Linked DNA regions of Homo sapiens: region 2 is linked to region 1. A link is a loop called in an ENCODE intact Hi-C map of the cell type or tissue named here. Cell type or tissue: psoas muscle. All regions are shown on one strand. Each heading gives the region's core, and the rest is flanking DNA. Links, peaks and the distances in the headings are about the cores only.

Region 1 (5,368 bases), core at 285-5,284:
GCAAGTGGGTTGGCTGGGGCTTGGCCTCCGCCACGCCTCCAGAGCAGGGCTTCCCTGGCCCACCTGTGCGCAGATGGGTTCCAGGTGAGGACGGCCAGAGTGTGGAAATGGCCCTGAGGCCCCACAGGTGTGACTGGGAGAGAAGCGGACAGCCAGGCCTGGTGGGGCCTTGGGGGTAGTAGACGCTGGGACCAGCTCACTGCACAGATTGGGGCTGAAAAGAGGGGCTGGGTCGACGCCAGGCTGTCAGCGTAAAACACATCAGATTTCCGAGACTTGGCGGCAACACCCCCCAACAAAATACCTCATTAATGATTTGTATACTGGTTACATGTTGAAATAATACTACGGATATAGTGGTTTAAAATATTTTATCAGAATTTTATCTGCTTCTTTTACTTCTTAACCATGGCTACGAGGAATCTAAAATTACATGGGTGTCTTCTTCTTCTGTTTGTCCCGGGTGCTGGTGGCCGGCTGGGAGGATGAGATGGAGCAGACCCACCGTGGATTTCAGGCGGGGGTCACTGGGCCCCCTGCTCCTTGCCATTCATGGAACGGTGACTCAGCAGGTGGGGCGAGGTGAGGACACCCCTCAAATTAGTGTAGGCACTCAAGGTGGGACCATCCTGCTGAGGGTGACGCAGTCTCTGAAAAGATCCTAACAAGGTGGAAAGACTGACTCTGCCAAGATTTTTTTTTTTTTTTTTTTTTGAGACGGAGTTTCACTCTTGTTGCCCAGGCTCGAGTGCGATGGTGCAATCTTGGCTCACTGCAACCTCCGCCTCCCAGGTTCAAGCGATGCTTCTGCCTCAGCCTTCCAAGTACCTGCGGTTACAGGCACATGCCACCATGCCCGGCTAATGTTTGTATTTTAGTAGAGACAGGGTTTTGCCGTGTTGGTCAGGCTGATCTCAAATTCCCGACCTCAGGTGATCTGCCCACCTCGGCCTCCCAAAGTGCTGGGATTACAGGCGTGAACCACTGCGCTCAGCCTGGCGAGATTTCATTTTATTGATAAATGTAAGTTTTTGCACTGAACTAACCCCAGACTTCACTAACGTGGGTAGGAAGACATGGCTCCTAGGTGTAGACGCAACCCCCAGGGCTCTTGGACGGAGATCACGTGGAATCCAGAGTCCAGTGACTTTGGCAGTAACTGAAATGGGATATTTAATATTCACGCATTTATTTCACAAATGATCCCAGTGTGCCTGTGTGTGCCTGGGCCCCGGCAGCGGCCAGCCTTGCCCTGGAACACAAATGACTCACAGAGAGGGACGGGTCACGCGGAGAATAAGCCAGGAGCTGATGCGGGAGGAGACGGGTCAGAGGTGCTTTCCCTGGCAGGAAGAGCCAGGCCCCCCAGAACTCCTAGAGCGCCCTGAGATCTTCGGGTTCTGATGGTGGCAGGTTCTGCTGGGGCGGGTGGTGGGCCCTGCTAGGGAGGGTGACGGGCCCTGCTGGGGAGGGTGGCGGGCCCTGCTGGGGAGGGCGGCAGGCCCTGCGGGAGCATGTGAGCAGGGACATGATGGGGTCGCGCATTTTGCAGGGAAACCAGCCTCTGGCTGCTGCAGGGGTGCAGGAGGCGAGAGGGTAGGGGCTGGGCCAGGCGGGTGGCGGTGTGTTGAGAAGCTGGGTACACGTGCTCCAGACGATGGCCGTGTCCCCGTGCCCCCGAGGCAGGAGGGCCTGTCTGATGTCGAGGTGGCTGCAAGGTGTGCCCCAGTGATTCGGGGACATTCTTGGATGGACAAAGGTTGGCTGCAGCCCTGAGTTTCAGAAAACTGCTTTTTCCTCCAACTCCAGTTATTCATTTTAGAAAGTAGAGCTGGGACTGCCGGGCAGCGTCAGCATTGAAAATACCATAGAGCTGGGACTGCCAGGCAGCGTCAGCATTGAAAATACCAGGTATTAAAGATGGAGTTTTAAAAACGAGCGAATGGAGGTGCACCCCGGAAATGCAAGCATAGATATCACCCTCAGCAGGCAGGGGGTCACTTTCCCTGAACAGGGGCAGAGGCCCATGCTGAGGAAGGAGGGCCGGTGGCGAGGCCCAGCCCTGCGCAGGGCCAGGCTCCACACTTCCCCTGCCAGCGAATCCCTCCAGAGCTCACCCAAGTCCAGGTTCGTCTCTGGGGGCTCGTGGTGGGGCTGAGATGCTGGAGGTGTCCTGAGAAACGAGGCTGGAGGCTGCAGTCAAGGTTTGCTAAAGAGCGAAGGGGCAGGAAGTTTTGCATAATCTCGATGATTATTTTTTCCCCTCAAGATGCTTTTGTGTCCTGGGGCAAACCCTGGGCACTGGCCCTAAGTCTGGCCCTGACTGGAGGTTGGGAGTAGAGTTTGTTAACACTGAAGCTCTTTCCGAAACGTTTGCCCAAGGCCCCAAACAGAAACTTTGCCGCCGCTTGGGCAGGTGCAGCCACACCTGGAGACGGGCCATGGCGCTGTGTCAGGGTTAGGGTCACCGCGCTCGGGGCCGTCAGCATGCACGCCATCACGCCGCTCTCTGTCCTAACCACTGGCCTCCCCAGATCCCCGAGACTAACCCGTGGACAGGGACTATGCTCCCTGTGTCTTTAAAGATAACAGTGAGACATGGGTGTCATAGTAAGCTATTTAGTCTCTTCAACTTGCTCATTTCAGTTCACAAAAGAACCAACAGAAACGGAGACATCACCTTCACACGGGAGAAGTGCGCTGAGCACTTCCTCTGAGCCAAGGATGAAGGTCCAAGCACTCACACCCTCGCCATCCCCCGACGGGCAGGGTTTGCTGCCACAGCCTCAGTGACCCACTCAGGAACTGATGGAAGCGGTCAGCTGTGCCGGCCACACCTACACCCCAGAACCCCCCAGTACCGCCTGCGAGAGGAGACGTTTTCTACAGTGGCCTGGGTCCCATTCTTTCTGAAGTCTCTCCCTCTCCAGCTCTGGACTGCATCGTCGCCCACAGAGGGGATGCTTCTTATCCGGTGGGAGGCGAGGAGGTCCAAGGGTCCTTCGTCAGGAGCCTGTGGCCAGCTTTCCACGCATCTGTGATGCCCGGCCTCAGCCCCTGTGTCCAGCGTGAGGGCTGGTGGCTGTGGAGACGGATCGCACGCTGGGTTTAGAGGCGCCAGCCGCTGGCAGCGCCGGTGCCACAAGCCCTCCTGAGATATTGTTGGAAGAGAGCCTTGGTGTGCCTGCCTGGCACAGAGAAGCCTCCTGAGAAATGTCAGATGAGTCATGAGTCTCAGAGGGGGCGGGCAGCCAGGGAGGAAGCAAGGAGCGAAACCAGGAGGGAGCCCGCAGGAAGCTGGGGGCCGGGCAGGCACCGGGGTCAGTGCAGCGAGGGTCAGGGGTTGCTGGGTGCGGGCAGTGGGTGCAGATGCCGCCGGCACAGACGCCCTGTGAGTGCCTGGGCCCAACCCAGGCCTCCACATCCAGGTCTAAAGGGGTGGCCCTGGCCTCGGTTCCCCTCTGGCCTCAGGTAATCATTCTCCGTCAGATCAGAGGCCCTTCTGGTCACCTGGTGGACGGCCTGGGTCTCTAATGCCACAAGGTGGATCTGTTCTTAGCCCTCGACACCTGTGCGTTCGGCTGAGCCCTGACCCTGGCAGCCCGGCGGGAGGCCCTGCATGGCCAGACGAGGTCCCTGAAGTCCACCAGGCAAGGCCAGCCCAAGACGGGAGGCAGGAGCAGAAGGTGCTTCCGTCAAGCTCTCACCACAAGTCGTACTTTCGTTCGTTCTTTCCTTCCTTCCTTCCTTCCTTCCTTCCTTCCTTCCTTCCTTCCTTCCTTCCTTCCTTCTTTCTTTCTTTCTTTCTTTCTTTCTTTCTTTCTTTCTTTCTTTCTTTCTTTCTTTCTTTTTTTTTTGAGACAGAGTCTTGCTCTGTTGCCCAGGCTGGAGTGCAGTGGTGCTCAGCTCACTGCAACCTCTGCCTCCCAGGTTCAAGCAATTCTCCTGCCTCAGCCTCCCAAGTAGCTGGGATTACAGACATGGGCCACCACGCCCGGCTAATTTTTGTATTTTTAGTAGAGACAGAGTTTCACCATGTTGGTCAGGCTGGTCTCAAACTCCCGACCTCAGGTGATCCACCCGCCTCGGCCTCCCAAAGCGTGGGGATTACAGGCATGAGCCACCGTGCCCCTCCCATGAGCGGCACTTTCTAGGCTCAGCCCTGTTTTTGGTTTTCTCCTCCTCACAGCTTGTCGATTCTAAAAGCACCATCATACTTTGCTTCTCAGGGCATGGCCCTGGGCCCCGTCCAGATGCCCTGGGCGGCTTCGCCTGTGGAGCTGGCTTTCTGGAAGGGGCCCAGGAACCTGCATTTCAACAAGTTCTCCAGGGGATTTTAGTTCGAGGTCACCCCTGGCCTGGATTTGGCTTTTCTGCCCCCGATTTGATTCCGAGGCAGGAGCGGTCAGTTCAGGACACCGGCACGAGCTGTCACCAGGCGTCCTGAAGCCCAAGAGGCCCATCTGACTCTCTGAGAAATCAAAGCAAACTCACTCGGCCAAGCCTCCCGCAGATCTTCCCTAGGCAAGGCCCATGGCAGCCCCGGCCCGGGAGGCATCACACAGCTCCTGGATTATTTATAAGTCAGGTCCAGTCCAGCCAATCTAAGCCATCTACGCCCCTTGCGAGGCCTGGCCGGCAGCCAGGGATGCACTCAGAGACCCGCTGTCCCCTACCTGCCGCTGCAGAGGACGTGGGAGGTCAGGAAAACCATGCCCGTTTTAGAAAGGTGATTTTCAGGCTGTGCCCACTGCGTGCTCTGCAGAACCGGAACGCCCAGCATTCCCGTGTGTGCAAATCTGTGACACAGAAACGTGTCAGTGGGAAACCCCAACCCCAGGTGCCTCCTTCCCCAGCGTGTGCTGTGACACCAAGGAAACCCCAACCCCACAGGCCTCCTTCCCCAGCGTGTGCTGTGATCCCAAGGAAACCCCGACCCTACAGGCCTCCCCCGGCGTGGGCTGTGACCCCAAGGAAACCCCGACCCCACAGGCCTCCCCCCGGCGTGGGCTGTGACCCCAAGGAAACCCCGACCCCACAGGCCTCCCCTGGCGTGGGCTGTGATCCCAAGGAAACCCCGACCCCACAGGCCTCCCCCCGGCGTGGGCTGTGACCCCAAGGAAACCCCGACCCCACAGGCCTCCTTCCCCGGCGTGGGCTGTGACACCAAGGAAACCCCGACCCCACAGGCCTCCCCCCGGCGTGGGCTGTGACACCAAGGAAACCCCGACCCCACAGGCCTCCCCCCGGCGTGGGCTGTGACACCAAGGAAACCCCGACCCCACAGGCCTCCCCCCGGCGTGGGCTGTGACACCAAGGAAACCCCGACCCCACAGGCCTCCCCCCGGCGTGGGCTGTGACACCAAGG
Region 2 (5,368 bases), core at 272-5,271, 77 kb before region 1:
TCACAGAAGCTTGTGGCTGTGGCCCAAGTCTGGGCCATCTCACACCCACACCTGACAAAAGCAAAGAAAAACAGAGAGGGTCGTGAGGCTCCACTGTCCACACTGAGGCCACAGTGATCCAGGGAGTCCAGCAGCTGTGAGACCAGGCTGCCTAACCATCACCTGGCAAACCAGAGGTTGAAGCTTCATTTGTCGAGAAAGGTCTGGGGGAGTCTGAGACAAGGGCCCTCCCGGAACATCCAGACCCCACTCAGGCAGGAGTGCTGCTGTGGCTGGCACTGTGTCTCAGGTCCTTGCCGTCCTGGCCACCGATGTCTTAGGCTGGGCTCCAGGAAGCGGGGCCTGAGGCAGGGGCTGGGGGGCAGGTGCCTCCTGGAGGGTGTGCGCTGCAGACAGAACCTGTCACGGGGTGACCACCTCAGCACAGGAAGAAGCAGAGCCCTTGGCCCTGCCACTCAGGACACCACAGGGCCAGTCCTCAGGGCAAGACAACGGCCTGGGCCAGCCGGGTGTGGGCAGAGAGCAGCCCACCCATCGGCTCATCACACTGGGAACACGCGTGGCTGTGACCCACCCATGGCCACATGACAGCCGCTGGAGGATGGGGCACCCAGCCTACAGCGCCCGAGCAGCCTCGCTGAGAACCACCACATGTCAGCTGGGCAGAAACCAGGAACCCGCAGGCTCACATCCACCAAGCAGTGTGTCCGGGCAGATGGCGTCTCAGAGGGTGAGGATCCCCCATGATCTCTGGGGACCCACAGGTGAGGATCCTGTGTGACCTCTGGGGACCCACAGCTCCTCATATCCAGCGAGCAGTGCGTCCAGGCGGATGGCATCTCAGAGGGTGAGGGTCCTGCATGATGTCTGGGGACCCGCGGGTGAGGATCCTGTGTGATCTCTGGGGACCCGCAGGTGAGGATCCTGTATGATCTCTGGGGACCCACAGCTGCTCACATCCACCAAGCAGTGCGTCCAGGTGGACGGCATCTCAGAGGGTGAGGGTCCTGTGTGATCTCTGAACTCGCAGGTGAGGGTCCCTTGTGATTTCTGGGGACCCGCAGCTGCTCACATCCAACAGGCAGTGCGTCCGGGTGTACGGCATCTGAGAGGGTGAGGATCTTGTGTGATCTCTGGGGACCCACAGCTCCTCATATCTAGCAAGCAGTGTGTCTGGGCAGACGGCGTCTCAAAGGGTGAGGGTCCTGTGTGATCTTTGAGGAGAACATCGGATGTACATGATTCAGGGTTTTTTGGTTTATTTTCTACGTTACTCTTTTTTGTTTTATTTTTATGACTCCATTTGCTTTGTGTGGACTCATGAAGAATTTTAGACAGCATCCTTTGCCAAGCCATGTGCTGGATGTCATATAGGACGTGGCTCAGGAGCTTACACACATGCAGGGCCTGTAGTCTTAGGACGTGGCTCAGGAGCTTACAGGCATGCAGGGCCTGTAGTCCTAGGATGTGGCTGAGGAGCTTACATGCATGCAGGGCCAGTAGTCCTAGGACGTGGCTTAGGAGCTTACATGCATGCAGGGCCAGTAGTCCTAGGACGTGGCTTAGGAGCTTACACTCAGGTAGGGCCTACAGTCCTAGGACGTGTCTCAGGAGCTTACACGTGTAGGGCCTGTAGTCCTAGGACATGGCTCAAGAGCTTACATGCATGCAGGGCCGGTAGTCCTAGGACGTGGCTCAGGAGCTTTCACGTGTAGGGCCGGTAGTCCTAGGACGTGGCTCAGGAGCTTACACGTGTAGGGCCTGTAGTCCTAGGATGTGGCTCAAGAGCTTACATGCATGCAGGGCCGGTAGTCCTAGGACGTGGCTTAGGAGCTTACACTCAGGTAGGGCCTAGTCCCAGGACGTGGGTCAGGAGCTTACACTCAGGTAGGTCCTACAGTCCTAGGACGTGGCTCAGGAGCTTACACACGTGTAGGGCCTGTAGTCCCAGCGACAGACACAAAAGGAAACAGAAGCCGGTGGACACCCCTGGAAAGTCAGGCCTTTTTAGCCAGGAGAGGTTAGTTTATAAGGAACCATGGATTGTCCAAAAGATCTGATTCAAAACCCTTCCCCTGCCCATGGGGACCTTGTGTCACTCAGCCCTCGAAGTGCATGGCCAGGGCCTCTCCCAGACCAGCTGCTCATCTCCCCCGCCCCAGGTGCTGCCCGGCTGGTGGTTTCCCTCTGGTGGTCAGACCTCCGGTGTGGGCGTGGGGGATCTTGGCAGGTTGTCACGCTCTGCACGCGGCTTCCGTGAGCCTGACCAGGCTCCGGTTTCCTTCCCCACTCCTCACCCTGCCCTGGCTCAGAGAGAAACGGGCACACGGGGCCCTGGATCCCCGTTCCTGGAACGCCTCTCTGGATGCTCACTGAGGACATTTCCCCGCGGGGCCTTCATGCAACGCCAAAGCCAAGGTTTCCGCACGCACAGGCTCCTCGGGAATCTGACCCCAGATGGGAAAGCGTGGCCAGGCAGACAGTCACAGAGTCTTGGCCAAAGCACTTGCACCAGACACCCCCTGACGCCCCACAGCTACAGGGGAGGGCACTGAGGAGACCGCCTATCCCAAAGCAGCTTGCCCCAGCCCCGCAGGCTCAGACGCACGTCCCCCTTCCTGCAGCCCCCGTAACAGCTTGCCCCAGCCCCGCAGGCTCAGACCCACGCACCCCTTCCTGCAGCCCCTCTAGCATCCTCCTTTCCAGCCTCACCAAGGGCTGCACGTGGTTTCTCAAGGAGTTTAGACCCCAGGAAAAAGTAGTTGTGCAAAAAACTCACAGGAGAGCAAAGCAGAATTTAGCAAGTACCATGAGTAGCGTGTTCCTGAGGAAGGTGAAGAACGAGGAGGTTAATTTGAAAATCATTCACTCTTGCTCGGGTCTCCGGTGGGCACGCCCATTGTGTGGCACCTACTCCATTCCCTTCACGGGAAGGCGCGGCTGTCACTCCCTCCAACCATGGGCCTCCGCAGAACGTTAGATGAAAATACTCTGAAGCACAGGAAAGAGAGAAAGAAAAAGATTCGAGGGTGGAAAGAAAGAGGTCAGGAACGGAGGGAAGGACAGACAAGGGATAGGAACACAGAGGGTGTGCTCTCACGGAGAAAGATCCGTGTTAGCAACAGGGGAAGAGATGGATGAAGCAAAAGACAAATGCAGACAGAAATAGAGTTGAACTCATGATTTTTAAGATATGATAAATCAGATTTTTTTTAAACAATAGGGATGCAAAATGCTGTAGGTTTTTTTGTTGTTTTGTTTTTGAGACAGTGTCCCACTGTGTCGCCCAGGCTGGAGTGCAATAGCACGATCTCGGCTCACTGCAACCTTCGCCTCCTGGGTTCAAGCGATTCTTTTGCCTCAGCCTCCTGAGTAGCTGGGACTACAGGCGTGTGCCACCACACCCGGCTAATTTTTGTATTTTTTAGTAGAGACGGGGTTTCACCACTTTGGCCAGGCTGGTCTCAAACTCCTGACCTCAAGCGATGTGCCCGCCTTGGCCTCCCAAAGTCCTGGGATTACGGGCGTGAGCCACCACGCCCAGCCCAAAATGCTGTTTTTAAACATTGCTGTGGAAATTAGATACTGTGCTCGCTTCAGCAGCATATATACTAAAAATTGGAAATTAGACATTGTATCAGATTCCTGGGGCAGCCATAGCTAAGTGCCACAAACTGGGTGACTTTAAGCAACAGACATCAGCCAGGCACGCTGGCTCATGCCTGTAATCCCAGCACTTTGGGAGGCCAAGGAGGGCAGATCCCTTGAGACCAGCCTGGGCAACACAGAAAGATTTCATCTCTACAAAAGATTAACATGAAAACAATTAGCCAGGCGTGGTGGCGTGCCTGTGGTCCCAGCTACTCAGGAGGCTGAGGACTACCTTGGCCCCGGAGTTTGAGATTGCAGTAATCTATGATTGTGCCACTGCGCTCCAGTTTTGGTGACAGAAGGAGACCCTGTCAATCAGTCAATTAATCAATAAAAGGAAAAACAAAACCCCAGAAAGGTCTTGTCTCAGTCCTGGGGCTGGACGTCTGAGATCCAGCTGTCAGCAGGGCCCTGCTCTCCCTGACTCCTGGAGGGGTAGATCCTTCCCATCTTTCCAGCTCCTGGGAGCTCTGCAGTGCTTGGCATTTGGCAGCTCATCACCGCATCCCTCCAGCCTCTGACTCCATGACCGCACTGCCGTCTTCCCTCAACTGTGCTGGCTCCAAATGTCCCCTTTTTATGAGGACATCAGTCATATTGGATTAGGACCCACAGTAACGACCTGATCTTGACATGGCTAAATCTGCAAACACCCTATTTCCAAAATAGCTACACTCTGAGGTGCTAAGGATTAGGACTTCCATCTATCTTCTTTTGGGGGACACAGTTCACCCCATAACAGATGTTAATATGAGGGAAAACAAATTTAGGCAGAGACTTTGCATCCTGAGCATCGGAAACTACAGAGGGTTAACTCTCACACGGTAAATGAATGAACCAAAGCTGTGGAGTGCAGTGGAAGAAATTATTAGTAACATATGGTACACAACTTCTACAATTTTTGAATAACAAAGAAACTAAAAGGCAACGAACAGGCGATTACAAAAGAGACGGGTTTTATTTCTAGAATATGAGAAACGGATCCTGCTCATCTCATCTGCTGATTAACTGATGGGCTGCCAGACAGTTTCATTTGACATCACACATTTCAGGTCACCTTAGTAAATGGATGGCTACTCCGACAGACAGTGCCTCTGGTTATAATTTTCTGAGACCAAAATATTCCCTTTCATTATCATAAAACTTCTACTAGTGAATGTGTCTTAGCTCTTCAGAGAAGCGCACTTCCTAGTACTGGCCCATAAAAATGAGCTGCAGTAACAGGAAGCCCCTCTGCACTGGGGCTGGCTCCTCTGTCAAGCAGAGACCACCCTGGAGAACAGACGGGGGAGTTTCCTGCACACACAGTCACCCCTTCGAGGAAGAAGAGGAGCCACCTCCGGACTGTGCACACCCATTTCTTCTTCACTCTCAACAGTCGGGTCAATCCTCCACTCTCCTGGGCAGTGTGTGCATGAGCGTGCACCTGTGTGTGCTATGTGTGCATGCATGCATGTGCACTGTGTGTGGTGTATGTGCATGAGCATGCACTGTGTGGTGTGTGTGCGTGAGCGTGCACTGTGTGGTGTGTGTGCATGCATGAGTGTGCACCTGTGTGTGCTGTGTGTGCATGCATGTGTGTGCACTGTGTGGTGTGTGTGCATGAGCATGCACTGTGTGTGGTGTGTGTGCATGCATGAGCGTGCAACTGTGTGTGGTGTGTGTGCATGCATGAGTGTGCACCTGTGTGTGCTGTGTGTGCATGCATGCGTGTGCA

Evidence for each region. Hi-C counts contacts between places; a loop is a spot of excess contacts. Peaks named below come from ENCODE experiments on the same cell type or tissue, not always from the same donor. Only the 100,000 strongest peaks of a DNase experiment are listed, where the experiment ranks them.
Region 2: a loop joins it to region 1, with 3 times the contacts of the local background. A loop is called at or near these places in 27 of 110 quality-filtered maps.

The regions. Positions count from the first base shown.
Region 1 is chr10:772,425-777,792 of GRCh38, forward strand. No RefSeq gene overlaps it. Among named protein-coding and RNA genes, the nearest start is that of DIP2C, 85 kb to the left of the region's middle. In psoas muscle, for the core only: no CTCF peak of the experiment used is centred there; a DNase peak (open chromatin) is centred at 3,237; H3K4me3 peaks cover 635 bases.
Region 2 is chr10:695,098-700,465 of GRCh38, forward strand. No RefSeq gene overlaps it. Among named protein-coding and RNA genes, the nearest start is that of DIP2C, 8.1 kb to the left of the region's middle. RefSeq lists enhancers at 4,865-5,365, 5,366-5,368. In psoas muscle, for the core only: no CTCF peak of the experiment used is centred there; no DNase peak of the experiment used is centred there; H3K27me3 peaks cover 1,823 bases.